Linked DNA regions of Mus musculus: region 1 is linked to region 2. Evidence: chromatin loops called from intact Hi-C (ENCODE). Cell type or tissue: gastrocnemius. All regions are shown on one strand. Links, peaks and the distances in the headings refer to the core of each region. The heading gives the core; the rest is flanking DNA.

What was found. Hi-C counts contacts between places; a loop is a spot of excess contacts. Peaks named below come from ENCODE experiments on the same cell type or tissue, not always from the same donor. Only the 100,000 strongest peaks of a DNase experiment are listed, where the experiment ranks them.
Region 1: it touches region 2 in a loop (3-fold over the local background); 23 of 42 quality-filtered maps call a loop at or near these places.

What each region holds. Positions count from the first base shown.
Region 1 is chr13:23,829,038-23,837,371 of GRCm38, reverse strand. It overlaps a transcript of Slc17a3 not described here. Among named protein-coding and RNA genes, the nearest start is that of Slc17a3, 6.2 kb to the left of the region's middle. In gastrocnemius, for the core only: a CTCF peak has its summit at 4,173 (motif pointing left); a DNase peak (open chromatin) is centred at 4,134.
Region 2 is chr13:24,276,695-24,285,020 of GRCm38, reverse strand. It overlaps Carmil1 (capping protein regulator and myosin 1 linker 1), which reads left to right and starts at 4,231. Exons shown (of 38, transcript NM_026825.3): 1 at 4,231-4,460. The coding sequence starts at 4,421. In gastrocnemius, for the core only: a CTCF peak has its summit at 3,664 (motif pointing right); DNase peaks (open chromatin) are centred at 3,946, 4,409, 4,787, 5,505 and 2 more places; H3K4me3 peaks cover 1,937 bases; H3K27ac peaks cover 1,400 bases.

The DNA.
Region 1 (8,334 bases), core at 277-8,276, 450 kb after region 2:
AAATTAACCAAGTTGGAATATGTGGCTTAGTTTTATAATTTAATTTTTAACTTTACTTTAAAATGTTCATGGTTTTAACCATGTACTTGGTTTGACTTCATAAACAAAAAGACCCAACATGCTTCTACACTGAAAAAAAAAATCCAATTTTGCCTCACCTGTACAATTAGTTTTTAAACATTTGAGTATGAATTGAAATATTTCTTTGACTTAGATCATTTTACTCACCTTTTAGAGATTACACCTTTTCTTCTCTGATGAGCTTGAAACTACTTTGTGTTGACATGAAAATCTTCGGAGCAAATAGAGTGCACACATCCTCACTTTGATTTGAGTATCCAAGGAATGCTTTCCTTAAGTGTGTGAACAGTTGTCCTTAATTATTATCTGTAGGATGGCTCCATGTCTGACCAACATCTCAGAGGAAATCAGTGCCCAGTTGAGGCAATCACAGAAGCCGGTTATCTCTAGGCTGAAGGCCAACCCCGGATAGAGGAAGGTCAATTTCTGTGTACTCTCTGCTTAAACCTCACAAAGTCCAGCATGGATCAGATGGAGTACGCTGAAGCTGGACACCACAGAGGCTTGGCTCAGTGGCAGTGGGCATTCCCTGGAACCTCAGAATCTAAGCCGTGAACCCAAATGGCGTGTCATCTCTACTCAGCATCTAAGTCCTCTTTAGAATTTCTGGCAAATGTTTTTGCCTCCATCCTTGGTCAGGTTACACTCTTATTTTGCCTCTTGTTCTCCATGACAAATTGGGTCATGGACATGAGTCATAAATCTAATATCCAGTCATGTACTGGTGCTATACTGCTCCTAGTGGGAGTTCATCTCTGTTATTTTGTTTCCTATTAACTGAGCAAAATGATGTCTGTATTTTCTGTTACAGTCCCATGTTCAATCTTGTGCTGGACTGCCTCACTGAGAATATTCCTCACCTCTTTTCTTAAACATGCTGTCTTCTGGTGCACTTTACAGTTTAAATGTGAAGTATGCCAGTAGCCAAGGAACATTCCCCCAAAGCTGTAAAACTACACAGTACCAGAGATAATGGCCACTTCCTTTCACTCCTTCCTCCCTCCCTGCCTCTCCTTGATTGTAATACAGTGTATTGCAATCATGTCCACCAACCATTTTTTTCACCTCCAGCTCCTTCTGAGCATATCCCCCTCCCAATATAATAATGCCTTTACCCCCTTTAATATTCTACTGTATCCAGTTAGTCTTGCCTGCATGTGCATGTGTGCATATTGACTTGTTGTAAATATGTCAGTAAGTATTTTTGATAGGATTAATTAATTAACTTCGAGACAAGGTCTTACTGTATAGCTCTGGCTGTCCTTGAGTTTACTATGTGGATCAGGCTGGCCTCAAACTCACAGAGATCTGCCTGTCACTGCCTCCCAACTGCTGAGATTAAAGGTGTGTGTCGCCACTCCCAACAGGGTTCCTAAATTTAACTACTTATATTAATGCGTTTTCATTCGTGGGTATACTTTTTCTGTTAACTTTGGTGCTCTATTCTTGAGGCTATTGCATTGACTTTGTTAATTGATTTTGGAGCCCTGAACTCATGGATAGATGTATATATTCCACAACTTAAATGCCAGTTATTACTTAGGTGTGAATTAAGGCTTTCCTGGCACTTAAGGTATGCCTTCAGAGAAGAGAGTAAAGATTGTGTCATTGAACCAAGTAGAAAAGATTTAGCATGTTGAATGTGGGCATACTGCTCTTAACTGGAGTGTGTGTGTGTGTGTGTGTGTGTGTGTGTGTAGGCCAAAGATCAATCTTGGATTCTATTCTTCAAGCACTTTGTCTTAGGATTTTTCTTGGTGTAATAAGACACTATTATTAAAAGTAGCCCAAATAGGAGAGGGTTTATTTTGCTACATTTCTATGTAATAGTCTATCACTAAGGGAAGTCAGGGCAGAAACTCAAGCATGACAGGAACCTGGAGGCAGGAACTGAAGTAGAGACAATGGAAGGACAATGGAAGAACACTGGTTTCTGGCTTGGTCTTCATAGCTGGCTTAGCCTGCTTTCTTATACCATCCCAGAACCACCTCCCACCTAAAATGTGGCACTGCCCACAGTAAGCTGGGCCCTCCGATAGCAATCAGTAATTAAGAAAATGTACTATAGACTTGCCTACAGGCAAATCCTATGGAGGCACATTTTCATTTGAACTTTTCTTCCTAAATGACTCTAGCTTGTATCGAGTTGACATAAAACTCCAGAACACATTGTCCACCTTACTTTTAAGGACAAGGTCTCTCAGTGACCTTCAACTTGCCAAGCAGGCTAAGTCGGTTGCCAGCCAGGCTCAGGGATTAACTCACCTCATCCTTTCCAGTGCTTTAATTACAAACACAGGTCACTAGGCCTTTCGTGCTCACATAAGTTCCAGGGATGAAACTTGCATCCTCATGCTTGCGGGGCAAATGGTAACCACGGAGCTCCCAGACCATGAAACAGTTTTATTATTCCAAGGTTTAGTTCTTCAAGATGGAGGAAGATTTTAATTCAGTACTTTTAACAATGCAAAGGATAATTCATATCTTCTTCCTCCTCTCTCTCCTTCCTCCCTTTCTCCTCTAATTATTTTTGGGGAGGGAAGAGGACGTGGGGGAGGGGATGGGGCTAAAACACACCATGTAGTTGAACCCACACAGATCTGCCTGCTTCTGCTTCCCTGGCACTGGGATTAAAGTGTGAAAAACGTCACTGGGCTTTCCTCCTCCTCTTCCTCCCCTTCCTCGTCCTCCTCTCCTCTCCCCCTTCTTTCCCTCTTCCTTCTCCTCCTTGTTTTTACCTTGTCCTACATTACCTTTATAAAGATGCAAAGTTTGCCTTGGGATTGAGTTTTGTTCCTTTCAAGTTCCAATATTTGTATTAAAGGTTTGGTTTGGTTCCTTATATATTGATACTTGCCTTTATCATCCAGATTCCACACCCACCCACCCTCCAGCCACTAAATCAGAATAGAGGTCTGTTACGATCAGCCAGTAAAAAGGATTAGGGGCCAGACCTATTTACCGGCTTCCGCATTACACAGTTAAGTTTTTACTGTGCTCATTGAGTGTGGCCTCTATTTGTCAGAACTGTGCTTAGAAGTGGTAGAAGTCCAGATGAAATTTTTGAGGGAGTGACCCTACCCACACACGAATGACCATTCACAACAAGAGCTTGGTCAGGTCAAGGACCCTGACATCTCAGACACGGGAATGGCAAGGCCTTCTCCATCAGGGGAATGGTAAGGCCTTTCTCTGGTTCAGATACTAATGCTGATAAACTGGTGATCATTGGCTCTAGAACTGTGTAAAAAGTAACAGACACAGATTCCTCCTCCCTGATGACCCGAGCCTGGGACCGCTCTACCAAGATCAGCTAACTACCTCCTCCCTCAGATGTATATAATAAATGTGCTGAGTATCAGCGATGCTGGTGCTTCTCCATCAGAGACCACAGCTTTTCTGTCTCTGTGTATATATGTCTGTGATTTATTTCTCACTGTCCCATTCAGGTCAATCCCAGAGTCACACAGGCCGTTGGGAGAGATGGAGGGTGTGGAAGGGCACAGAAGGACAAACAATAGAGACAAACCTGGTCCTGGGACCACAGCAACGAGAACTAAATCTCTTTTTTGTAACACAGTACCAAGCACTCATTTTTGCTGTCTGCTTCTTCTTCTCTTCATCTGCAAGAGAATATAAACAGCTCTGCTGCCACTTCTGGAATCTCATTTTCCACAAAAGGGAAGAAGCTCAAGTACTGAGTCTGAGAGAGCCCCGGAAAGGGTCCTGTGGACTCAGCTCAGAATATTCTTTGCCTTTGAATCAATTGCTGGGATGTGATAGCATCAAGTACTCTGATTGGCTACTCTCCTCATCACAACACAGCTATAAATTATCTCTCTCATAGATGCAGTGCCTCATAAAAATTACTATAAATGAATAAACAGGCCAGGGACGGTGCCCCACTCATTCAATCTAGCAGTTGGGAGGCAGAGGCAGACAAGTGGATCTCTGTGGTTTTTTTATAGCCACTGTATACTAGCGTGTTGGTGTCCACAGGAGTTGCTGTTGCACAGTTGCTGATTCAGGCCGGCCACAGCGAACTTCAGGGGATCCGAGCCAGATCTTGGTTCCTGTGTTCCTATAGCGCCCTCTAATGTTGAAGGAGAAGCTTGCAATCAGTTTTTTTTCAAGGATTCATTCATTCATTCATTCATTCATTCATTCATTCAATGTATATGAGTATACTGGCACTGTAGCTGTCTTGAGACACACCAGAAGAGGACACTGGATTCTGTTACAGATAGCTGTGAGCCACCACATGATTGCTAGGAATTGAACTCAGGACCTCTGTAAGAGCAGTCAGTGCTTGTACTACATGCATGTGACACCTACTTGGTTTGTGCAGTGCTGGGGTTCAAAGCTGGAGGGACTGGAGCATGTGAGACAAGCACTCTACCAGCTGAGCTACATCCCCAGACCATCTGTGTCTTTTGATGAGCCCACTGTTCATAGTCTCATAGGCTTCACTTTCTTTTGTGGCTTAATTTCTTCCAAAGACCAGGTTCCTAATACCATCATTTTGAGAATTAGGATTATAGTCCTGATGTTTTGGGGATTTGAGCCATAGCATGAATATTTGCGGTTAGGGTTGTTACAAGGATTTTTTTTTTCTGGGTCAGGACTGGACCATGTTTTAGGGATTTCGACTGTAGCATGGCTGTTTGTGGGTTAGGACGACAGCACGGCGGTGGTTTAGGACCATGGCATAGATGTTTTGAGTGTAGGATTGTGCTATGTATTGGGGGGGGGGGTTAGAACTGTAGCACAGGTGTTTTGGGGGTCTCAGATTGCAGGATGGATAGTTAAGAACACAGATGTTCAGCTTATAGTACATTTCACTGCTTTTGTTTTTTGTTTGTTTGTTTTTTGTTTTTAGAACAAATCAAATCAAGACCAGTTTAATGTTACATCACTGTTTTGTCACTGTCATCAGAAAGGCTCAGATTTCCTGTGATAAACGACAGAAGCTATAAGTTCACGAGTCACTGAGAGGTGGAGTCTAAACCAGAACGGAGCAAGAGAAACAAATCAGCTCCTTCCCCAAAACATGGTGGTCTGCACATACTTCCCTGAAGGAGCCTTCCAATGTACAGATCCATTTTAATTGCATGTAAAACTGGTGGTAAATGAGCTTGGAAAGTTCCTCTTCAGCCTGCCCTATCTGCTCCAGGGAGGACCACAGGGCATCCCACTATGGGACATCACAAAGTACATGCAATTTGTTCATGTGCGGATCTGGGCAGTTGCTTGGGTATTGGGACAGAACAAATCTGCTACATAAACCATATGGATATTTTGTTGTTGTTGTTGTTTTCCTAAGTTAAGTCACGTCAAAATGCATTATATAATAGTCAAGCTATTTTTTTAAAAAAAACTCATAATGATTATCACAGATTTTATTTTACCACATATAATAGCTTTATTTCATTTATCTTGCTCCCACATTACCGACTTAAATTTTTATTTGTAATCAATTGTTACCACATGTGCATTTAGAAACTGCTAAGATACATGCGATTCTGTTCTCTTTTAATGTGTACATGAATTACCTTTGTGACTCTCACCTTCAGCAGCAAAAAGAACCCAGAACCGTGGAATAATATCCCCAAAGTGCTCAAACAGAACGCTTTGCAATCTAGCATTTTATGCACAATTAAGTGAATTCAAGGATAAGGGTGAAACAAACACATGAACACACCCTTAAAGAAAGACTAAGAAAATCTTCTGCTCAGAAAGATAGTTAATTTAATGTATAGTAAGGGGAAATAGCAAGCTTATTTTCACCTTATGATCTTAAACATCATGAAGTTTTATAACCTTGTTGTAAGAGTCATGTTCCTGCTCCATATTTGTGGGCTTAACCAGGCTATTTTAAAGCCTGTGGTGGTTTGAAAGTGGATGATCCCCATAGGCTCATTTGAATACTTGATCCCAATGGGAGAAACTGTGTGGGAAGGATTATGGGGTGTGGCCTTGGAGGACCACTGAGGACTTTGAGGTTTCAAATGCTTTAGCCATTCCCAGTTAGAACATCTCTTGTTCTAACTTCTACTTGGGAATAAGAGCGTGAGCTCTGGGCTACTGCTCCAGTTTGCCATGCCTGCCTGCCTTCTGTTGTGCTCCATAGCTACCTTGGACTCACCCTCTGAACCTGCAAGCCTCTTCTCGTAGCTGTCTTGGTTATGACGGTTTGTCACAACAATTGAAAAGTATCTACGACAACACCCCTACTTCATTTACTGATATTCATTCAGAAATAAAGCAAAATAAAACAAAATAAAAACCTTTAGAAGAGAAAATTAAAAATTTGAAGTCTCCTTTGCAATTAGTGGCATCCTGGGCCACATTAAAAAAAAAATCTAAAACCCCAAAAACAGACCCATAAATGTTTTCCTGCTTAGAGACCGTATGTTAGGTCTGGATATGCATCAAATGACTCTGCAGAAAGCCCAAAGACGGCACAGAGGAACACAGGAGCTAGACAGTCTCAATGGCTTACAAAAATCAATCATTTACCTACTTTATACTTCATGATCTTTGGGATTGGCTGTAGCCTGATCTGTGTTCCCTCATTCAGGACCTTCGTTGATAGAAGATGCTCTATTGGAGCATAAGAGGTAGCCTTATGGGGAGAAGATAAAGGAATTGGGTAAGTCATAATTTCCTTGGACAAGGGAAGTCATGTAGGAAAGTGCCACCCACCATCACACAGGGAAGGGCAGAGATATGCATAAAATGTACCATTTATCACTGTCTGAAATATGGATCACATTTGATTCGTGGTCTTTTCTACACATAAAACATATTCAGTGGGTAAACCTCACTGGGTCCCAAAGTCACATTCAATCGCTACCTCATCTGGATTCAGGTCCTTTTGCTTTGAAAACTCAATAAACCACATTTTTCCCAAGTCTACTCCACCCAATGACCCCCTGTCCAACAATGGGCCAGAAACAAAATAACTACAGAAACAGGAAACAGTGGCCATTTGTCCAATGAGATTCTGAAATCCCTCTAGGACAGCCCCACAGTTCACTGTGTTCCCTGGCCCTTAGCTCCATGTTGATGAGAGTCTCTTCTCTGTTATTTTCTTGGCCACATTAGAAGACACTGGCAAATAGGCACAACCTTAGGAATAGAGCTGTTTTCATAGTCCATATTCGGACAAAAAAGATGAGTGTCCCAATACACCATTTCTCTCTCTCTCTCTCTCTCTCTCTGTGTGTGTGTGTGTGTGTGTGTGTGTGTGTGTGTGTGCGTGAGAGAGAGAGAGAGAGAGAGAGAGAGAGAGAGAACTTACATGCCATGAAATCATGACATGCATGTATGCATGTAAAGGTCAAAGGATAACATGGGTTACTGTCCTTTCCTTCTGCCATGTTTAAGACAGAATCTCTTGCTGTTTACTGTTGCTTATGCCTGCTGTCTGGCCAGGGAGCTCCTAGAGATTCTCTTGGCTCTATCTTCTGTCTTGCTATAGATGTGCTAAGATTTCAGGTGTGTGTGCCACTGTGTCTGGCTTTTATGTGGGTTCTAAACTAAACTCAGATTATCATGTTTACACAATAAATAGTTCACTCACTAAACCCCAAGGCAACATTTTAAGTTCCAAAAAGTTACCGTCACCTTTAGTTCAGGCTAATTGGTGTAACAGTCCCAATTCTTTCCTTTTTTTTTTTTTTTTTTTTTTGGTGTAGTCCTTATTTAATTAGAACCAATTTTACATGCTGACCTATGTTCCTCTTACTTGCTAACCTGCCCCTCCTCCTTTCAGTCCATCTGGAGATTTCTGGTTCTCCCTCCAATTCTTCACCTGAGTTTTGCACACCTTGAGTTTGTCCAGCTTTTGTGATAAAGTCCTCCATTCTGTTTTCTGAGTTGTTTTGCTGAATCCAAAGTATTTTCCTGGGCATGTAATTCATAGTTTTAAACAATGAGTTGTGTGGATCTCTCATTCATTTGCTTTGGTTCTTGTCATAAAAATATTTTAGCATTTTTTAAAAATCATTTTCTGGGGATCCATCCCATAATCAGCTTTCAAACGCTGACACCATTGCATACACTAGCAAGATTTTGCTGAAAGGACCCTGATATAGCTGTCTCTTGTGAGACTATGCCGGGGCCTGGCAAACACAGAAGTGGATGCTCACAGTCAGCTATTGGATTGATCACAGGGCCCCCAATGGAGGAGCTAGAGAAAGTACCCAAGGAGCTAAAGGGATCTGCAACCCTATAGGTGGAACAACAATA
Region 2 (8,326 bases), core at 327-8,326:
CAGTCCCTGGGGCCCATGTGGTAGAACGAGAAGCTGGATCTCTCTCTCTCTCTCTCTCTCTCTCTCTCTCTCTCTCTCTCTCTCACACACACACACACACACATTTTTGGAAATGCTATTGGTTCTCACTGTCTTTGGCAAGATCAGAAAGTATCCTAGATAAGTTGGAGTTCTGTTAGCATACTGATCTCCCCATTTCAGTTTGTTTTGTCACCATGGGCTTAATCACTAGGCAAAAATTGGTCTAAAGATCTTAAGATATGAGGAAAGCATTAAGTACTTTTGACAACTACTTTATTCAGATTGTATTTTCTAATCATAATGGAAAGCAAAAATGTGCTATAGTGGCACAAATGTTCATGTTTGAATTTAAAATAACACACACATCATTTCCCAAATTAACCTTGTCATCCAGTATGTGTCAAATTTACCGCACTGTGTTTAACATCTTAAAGTGAGGTCTGGTTGGTACCCAGGGAAGGAACACTTGTCCAGCACACAAAGACCTGGGGTCAGTGAACAGCATGGAAGAGATGGGAAAATGCTGGGAAAATCTCACACCAGCCTGAGAGACTTCTGGAGAAGAACTACCATGAGTCAGGCTAGCATGGGCTACACAACATTTTTTAAACGTTCAAGTGCAGACCTGGTATCTTCTGCCTGTAATCAGAGTAAGGTGCATTCGGAGGTAGAAAGATCACCATGAGTTTGAAGCCTAACTTTGGCTAGAAAATGAGTTCCAGGTTAATTTAGCCTACAGAGTAAGACTCTATCTCAGAAAATAAAAAACAAAATCAAATAAAGTTTAGGGGGCTGCAGATGGAGCTTTGATGGTAGCATGCTTGCCTAAGATTTAGAAGCCTTGAGTTCTATCCTGACACCATAGAACCAGGCAGGATGGTGTGTGTGCCTATAATTCAGTATTCATGAAGTAGACAGGGAGGATTGAGAGTTCAAGGTCACCCTTGGCTACAAAGTAAGTTTGAGACCAGGTTGGGCTGTCAGTAACACCTTGTCTCAAAGTACCAAAAGGGTGGGGGAGTGACTTATCAGTTAGGAACACTAGATAGATACTCTTATATAGTACTATAGTTCATAGACTACATCTACATGAAGGCTTACAACCCTCCAGAAATCCAGCACCAGCGGCTGGGTGTCTTACACCTTCTTGTGGCCTCTTCAGGCATTGCATACAACTGGTGCACTAACACACACACACACACACACACACACACACACACAGACACACACACAGAGACACACACACATACACAGAAAATAAAGCTTAAAAAGAAATCTTAAAAAAATTATTAAACACAAAAATTGAGTGCTGGAATGCAGGGTTGGCACTCAACCTTCCAGTCCCCTTGTACCTCTCAGGCCAAAGAGACAACGATCTTTGTTCTTATATTCACAAGTTCCCTACTGTGTGGAGCCTTCAGGGCTATTTTTGAAACTTCACTAGTATGTCCCTGAAAAGAGCCTGTTAAGCCACAGGTATTTGAAAGGCTGTTTGGAGTGGTAATTTCCACCTTCTTCAGGTAGGATATATTGAGGGAATATGTAATTTAAACAAATTGCCAATGTTATTAACTGAGTTAAAGGTCTGAGGTAGAAAGCTCACGCTCACTGGTGTTTATTGGACATCTGCCTTATCCAGGTCATTGAGGCAGAGGCTCCTCCGGCAGTGTGCAAGAGGCCCTGGGTTCAATCTCCAACAGCACACAGATGTTTTCTACATTTCCTGCCTTCAAAGTGCCTACTGTTTAGTTAGGAAACCACCAACTCTCCCTTCCCCTACCCCAATCCAGGATTCAAGGGTTAAATGGTAAAACTGGACAAAGACACAAGAATAAAGGGAGGCCCTCGTATGTTTGAGCTTTTAAGTGTGTTGTGTTTCAGTCTTAGGAATCTCAGAGATCTGAAAAGCCCTGAAGAAATTTTATGAAGAAGGTACACAAATGATAGGTTTGTAAACAGTAAGAAGCAGATACCTGAAGAGAGTCTTGGAGAGAGTAGAGTCTGGGGGACTGGGAGAAGGCTCAACTGGTAAAGGCCGTTGTCAGAAAGCCGAGTTTGATCTCTGGGATGAACCCACAGAGGGATCAAACTGAATCCACAAGTTGTCCTGTGACCCCCACAAACCCCCAACTGGCCCATTATGTGCACATACAGTAATAGTACATTTAAAAGAATGGAGTCTCGCTGTCTGATTCAGGGATGGAGTGGGGTGAACCAGGTGGGAAGGGGAAGCCATCATCAGATTATCTGCTGTAGAAGGTATGGTTCCAGCACTACAAGCACCGTTTTCATTAGAATACTTGTAAGAAATCTCTTGACTGTTGAAGGAAGGGATGGGGGAGCCAATAGTACCTTACGTGAGATTCCAGCTGCTCTCTTCTACACTCGGAGCCAGTGGTATGTGATTTGGCCCTAACTGCCTGTGGCTGTGTATATAAAATGTGGACTCCCAGTTAAAAGTGGGGCTCCATTTGTAGAGCTGTGAGGAAATCTTCATCCATGTAAGGGTACATGACTGCTTTAGGGTCACCCACACTCCAGTAAGTAACCCCTCACCCGTGTTCTGTGTAAGTCCAGTAACCACATTGGTTCTCCAAGATGGACTTTGATGAAACGGAACTCTGTGGTTGGAGCCCTGCAAGGAGGGTGTCTGTTTACAGTCTTCCCAAGGAAAGAGCTCAACCAGCAGTACTCTAGAGGAAACTAAACATTGTTCTTAGAAAAGCAAGGTCCATAGCAGTCTTCAAAACCAGACTACCAACTCAGCCTAATAGCACATGCCAGGATCCTGGCACCTGGAGGCCGAGGCAGGAGAACTGTGGCCTAGCCTACCAGTGAGACACTTAAAAAAAAAAAAAAAAAAAAAAGGAAAAAAAAAATCAAACCACCAATAGTAGACTTAACAGTCAGATGTTTCCCTGTGACACCGGCACTCTGAAAGGCAGAGGGAGACAGATCTTTGCTTTGTAGACATGACAAGCTTGGTCTAGTTAGCAAGTTCCAGGCCAACCTGGGTTACATATTGAGACCCTGTCTCAAAAACTAACCCACCCACCCATCCACCAACCAATACAACTACAATAACAGAACCTAAGCTGCCAGAGGCCAGTGTTTCCCCCTCTTTTCCCCTCTCCCTCTTTTCAACCCTTTAAAGCAGGAACCTGATTGGTCAGTCAGGGACATTCTCTTTGGGTGATGGAAGTGCACATAAGTACTCCAGAACCTGAGATCTTTCCTCTGGGAAGGTTGGATGGGTTGGGTAAAATTGAATCAGATTTAGCAGCAGGAATATTCCAGCTTTTGGCAACCATGTCTGGTCCTCCGATTTGCCCCAAGCTTAAGGAGACTGGGTCGCCATTAAAAGGCATTTTCCAAAGGGGCCCCTGTCTTGCCATCTTACGGTTGTCTATTGATTGCATGTAGCTCTTAATCAACATAGATGGGGAATTAACAATGAGGGTGCGAAGACACAAGGCTCAGCGGGGCCCGAGATCCAGAAGTGCACGAAAGGATCTCAGAAAGCACTAGCTTCCGCGCTGGGGGCTCTGCAGCTCTGAGCCTCAGGGTCCATTGGCCTGCCTGGATTTGGGGGATAAACCCTCGCGCAGCCCGGGCCCTCCACGCTGGCAGCCAGCAGATGGCTCTCGGGCTCTCTCAACTGCACGGTCTATCCCTCTCCAGACGCAAGCGTCTGCTGCACCGAAGCGAGGCTGCGAGGAGGGGCGCCGAGCCCGGCGCCGCCGCAGCAGTCAAGGCAGCAGCCACCGCAGCCAAGCACCGCGTCGGTCCCCGGGCTGTGCCCCGCGCCGGGCACCGTGCGCCCAGGCCCGGAGGCCGGCCGGGGACCCGTGCGGAGGCCGCTCTCGCGAGGCGGGGAGGAGACGCAGGGGGACCAGGAGGAGGAGCAGGAGAGGGTGAAGGAGAGGAGGAGGAGCGGGAGAAGGGGAAGGAGGAGAGCAGAGCCGGCCCGCCCCTGCCCAGCCCAGCCCGCAGGAGGCCGAGACCAGCCAGGCGGCCCAACCCTCGCCTTCCGCTTCACCTACGCCCAAGGTGCGGCGCAGAGGCCGGGCTGCGCGGCGCCCGCCCGGGAAGAAGCCGGTGTTGCAGCCGCCTTGCGTTCGGCCCCTGAAGCAGCGAGCCGAGAGGGAGGCATGTAGCGACGGCCGCAGAGCCAGCTCGGATTTTCAACTCTTAGGATTTTTTTTTTTTTTTTTTTTTTTTTTTTTTGGTACTGCGGGCGCGCGGCAACCTTGGATCAACGCCCCGCTGCTCCGGCCGGCCCACTCTTTCCTTGCAAGCTGCGGCTTCCTCGCGGAAACATTAAAGGGTCTGAAGAAGGGCGCGGGGCCGAGAGTCAGAGAGTGGGACCCGGGATCTCCCCGCGCCCAGTGGGGCAACCATGACCGACGAGAGCTCCGATGTCCCCCGGGAGTTAATGGGTAAGCTTGGCGCGGGGGCCGACTGGCCATCTTTCTCTGCGCACACCTCCTTTCCGCCTCCCTTCCCATCTCCGTCCTCTCGCAGTCTCCGCGCTCTCCTGCGCAAGTGGCGTGGGGCAGGGTCGCCGGGGGAGGGGGCGGGGTGGGGGGAGAGGCTAGAAGTTTGCTGGCCCGATGGCCGCAGGAACTGGGTGCAGAGAGAGAAGAAGGAGTGGAGAGGAATCTGGAGCCCTGGGGGACTCCACGCAGATCTCCCTGCTCAGCCCCACCAGGTGAGTCAGGTTGGCGGAAGATGGAGCTGGAGGGGCGTCCCTTCCAGTGGCCAACTCCCTGGTCCCAAACTCTGGAAAGTCTGGTAAAGCCTAGCAAGGAGGATGCCTGGCGACTGTAGGTTCCCTCGGGCTCATGTCAGGCACCCTCCAGGAAATTCCCGTTTGGGGCTGCCCCTCTTACTGACGGCCTCAGGGATGGAGGCGCCCGTCCAGCGTCAGGACCCAGCCTGACAAGGCGTGGCTTTGAGGATTGAGTTGGAAGCTAGAGGGTTACCCGGCCGATGCCTTCTCAGTCCAGGAAATGGAGGGTTAATGATAAACGCCTCATTTTAATAATGATTAACCTGCCGACCACCTTCAGTCTCTTTGGGAACACGTGTGTTACCCTGTGCCAGGTGACTGGTTTGCTTGAGGCCCTTATTGGGGGAGGGGGTGTCTTCTTTTGGAGCAGAGGGCAGAGAGAGCATTGCTTGGAATTTAAGTCCTGGAGCTTAGCTTTATCTGGAAAGGTTAAATGGCAGAAGACAAATGGGCTAGGAGCGCTGGAAACCAGCGCTTATGCTCGTGTGGAGTGCGTTGACTTGCACTAAGGTGAATATGACTTTATGGACGTACTTTGAGCTCCAGTGACTGGTATTCCCTGAGGAATACTGGGCACACACTTGATGTTCCCTGGATTCCCTGGGCGCTGACAAGGAGGGAACGTTCTCACCGATTCACCATAGTCTGGAATTTGCCCCTCTGCTGTCCACCCAGCATTGATACTTGAGAGGGCATGGTGTGCCCCCGCAAAGCTGCTCACTCTGCAGGTAAAACTTGGCGGGAAGAAGCTGTTGCCCGTTTTGTATGGAACTCTGCCTTTGTTGAACTGAAAACATGCCAACACACACACACACACACACACACACACACACGAAGTAAGGTATTTGTGCACACCCCCTACTTTGTCTCCTCAATTTCGAGACTCTTTCTGAGACATTATCGAGTGGCCCATCCGGTTCTGGGTGTTTCCAACACCCTGCCTGAACACGAAACTAACGCTGGAGGCTCCAAAGATGCCTCCAAGGGTGGCAGATTTCTAGAAAATCATGTAGCATTGTCCTGGGACCTGAAGTTTAGGTGATTTGGACTCCAGATAAAGTGTAAACGGTGAAATAAAAAGATGCTGCTGTTTATCAGCGGTTCTCAGTACTTAAGTATGTTTAAAAGGTGAATTTGACCCCTCTTTTGAAAGGAACTTTTGTGTTGAGTCAGTATTGTATATTGGTGATTTTGGAAGGATGGTGGCTCGAAGGACCCTTCTCCAGCTAACCATTTGGTGTATTCTCTTCATTGCCCTTCTGTGGTTTGTCTAATAGCATTTTCCTAGGCCTCTGTGTTGTCTGGTTAGGCTTTGGTGGTGGTGGGGTTCACCGATGTTGCTGGTTCCAGGAGCTCACAAGCATTTTAGCTGATCAGTTAAAACAGACTGCAAAGGCCTCGCTGCCTTTTCCTAAACTTCTCCTTTAAGGCCTGTAAGCTGTGTATGACATATCTTTCTATTAAAGGTTTTGTTGTTGTTTTGTTTTTTGTTTTAAAGACAAGGATTCTTGTAGCCCAAGATAGGTGCCGACTCACTAGATGAGTCTGACCTTAAGCTATTCTCACTCTCCCTCCTGCCTCAGTCTCCTGAATGCTGGTTTACATGTGTGCGCTGCCCTTAGGCTTTTATGGAATAGTTTTAAATACAGAAATCAGAGGGTGTGTGTGTGTGTGTGTGTGTGTGTGTGTGTGACAGTGGCCCAGGCTTTTAGTCCTAGCACTGGAGAGGCAGAAGCTAGGGGAACCTCTGTGAGCTCAAGGCTAGCATGGTCTACATACTGACTTCTAGGCCAGCCAAGACTACATAGAGAGACCTATGTCTCAACAAACAACAGACAAATAGACAAATGAAGAAGAAGAAAAAAAAGAAATACAAGGCAGAGGACAAGAATACTGGCCACATGCCACTTGTCACCACCCAGAAGCTGCTTTTATCCTTTGGATATAGCAGGGCAATTTCAGAGGCCTATGTCCACAGGTCTCTTAGTGGGGAGTCCATGCTGCCTTAGGCTCTGATGAGATAGTAGCTGGGCAGAGAATGCCCAGTGCCCAGCCTCCGTGCATGTACCCTGTCCTCATTCTGCCTGCTTGCTGTTCCTCAAGCTGCACTTTCATTTCCAGCCTTCTCTCTCTCTCTCTCTCTCTCTCACTTTTCCTCCAAGTGTCTGTATATACTAAGACATCTACATCATACAGAGTAATAATTCTACACCTCAGCGGGCTCTCTTGGAGACCCCACTGTGGAAACCAGAAGTCTGTTTCCTGGGGGCCTCTTCAGCTCAAAGTTCTTCTGTCCCAAACCCCCACACCCTGCTCTGTTTGTGAGCGGATGTGTTGTGTGAAGATTCAGTTAGTGGCATCTCTGGTGGCTTTTGCTAGATGTTAAACCACCATAGACAACAAGGAGATAGGAGGGCTGCTCATATTTACTGAATCCCTGAATAAGCCAAGATGGCTATAATAACAGAATACAGAGATATGAAAAGCTAGGAGAGGGAAGCTGAGATCTGAAAGATAAGCTGGATATTATCAGGAGACTAGGACAAAGACATCCCAGAAAAAAGAATACATAGAAACTCCTGGACTTATATAAGTCCAGGGAGACACAGACCCTTGCGTTTGTACTGAGAAATGGAGCTGGGGAGTGTGAGATTTACACGCCCTTGCTCAAATGACAATTCTCTCAACCTGGAGAGACAAACTCAAGCTGCCCATTCACAAAGGCTACCTACCATGTTAAGAAGGCAAGGGACAGCCTTAGGGAGAGAAGCCAGGGGTCTTTATGCTCCCGATCTGTGCAGCAGTTAGATTTTGGGCAACTTGATACCTCACTCACTCACAGAGTTGGAGAAAAGTGAGGTACCCAGCTCTCAGAGTGGCCGCTGAAGATGAGACTGAAGTTGATTTGGGACATGTTTAGGTTGGGCAGCTCATTAGTGTCACAGAAAGACAACTCTTTCTTCCAAACTTTGAAATCTTTCCTCTCTAATTCCTCTTTCTCCATGACCTTGGCATCCATATGCTATTGTGTTTTGATGATTTGGGGAGAGCTCTTTTCTGACCAAACCATTTGGGGTAGTCTCAGTGTCAGTTTGGTTACTTGACGGGATATTTCTATCTTGCGGAAGCCTCCACGTTCATCCCAATGACAAACAAATGCTGAGATTTCCCAAAAATAAATAAATAAGTACGTAAATAAATAGGAAAATACTGTTTGAGACGGCATCTTGTTTTCTCACACAGGCTTGCGTTGGATTACTAGACTGAAGTGGTTTGTCTGCCTCATCCTATCAGGGAGTTGGGACTATAGGCAGGGACCGTCAAGCCCAAGGGGGGTGGGAGCCCGGGGGATTGACCTCAGTGCCTTCATCATCATATGCAAGTGCTCAACCACTGAGCTACACCACAGCCCTCTGCTGTCAACACTGTAATATCCAGAACTGGAGAGATGGCTCAGCAGTCCAGAGGCCTTGAATTCGGTTCCCAGATTCTGTCTCAAAACAAAAACCTCTT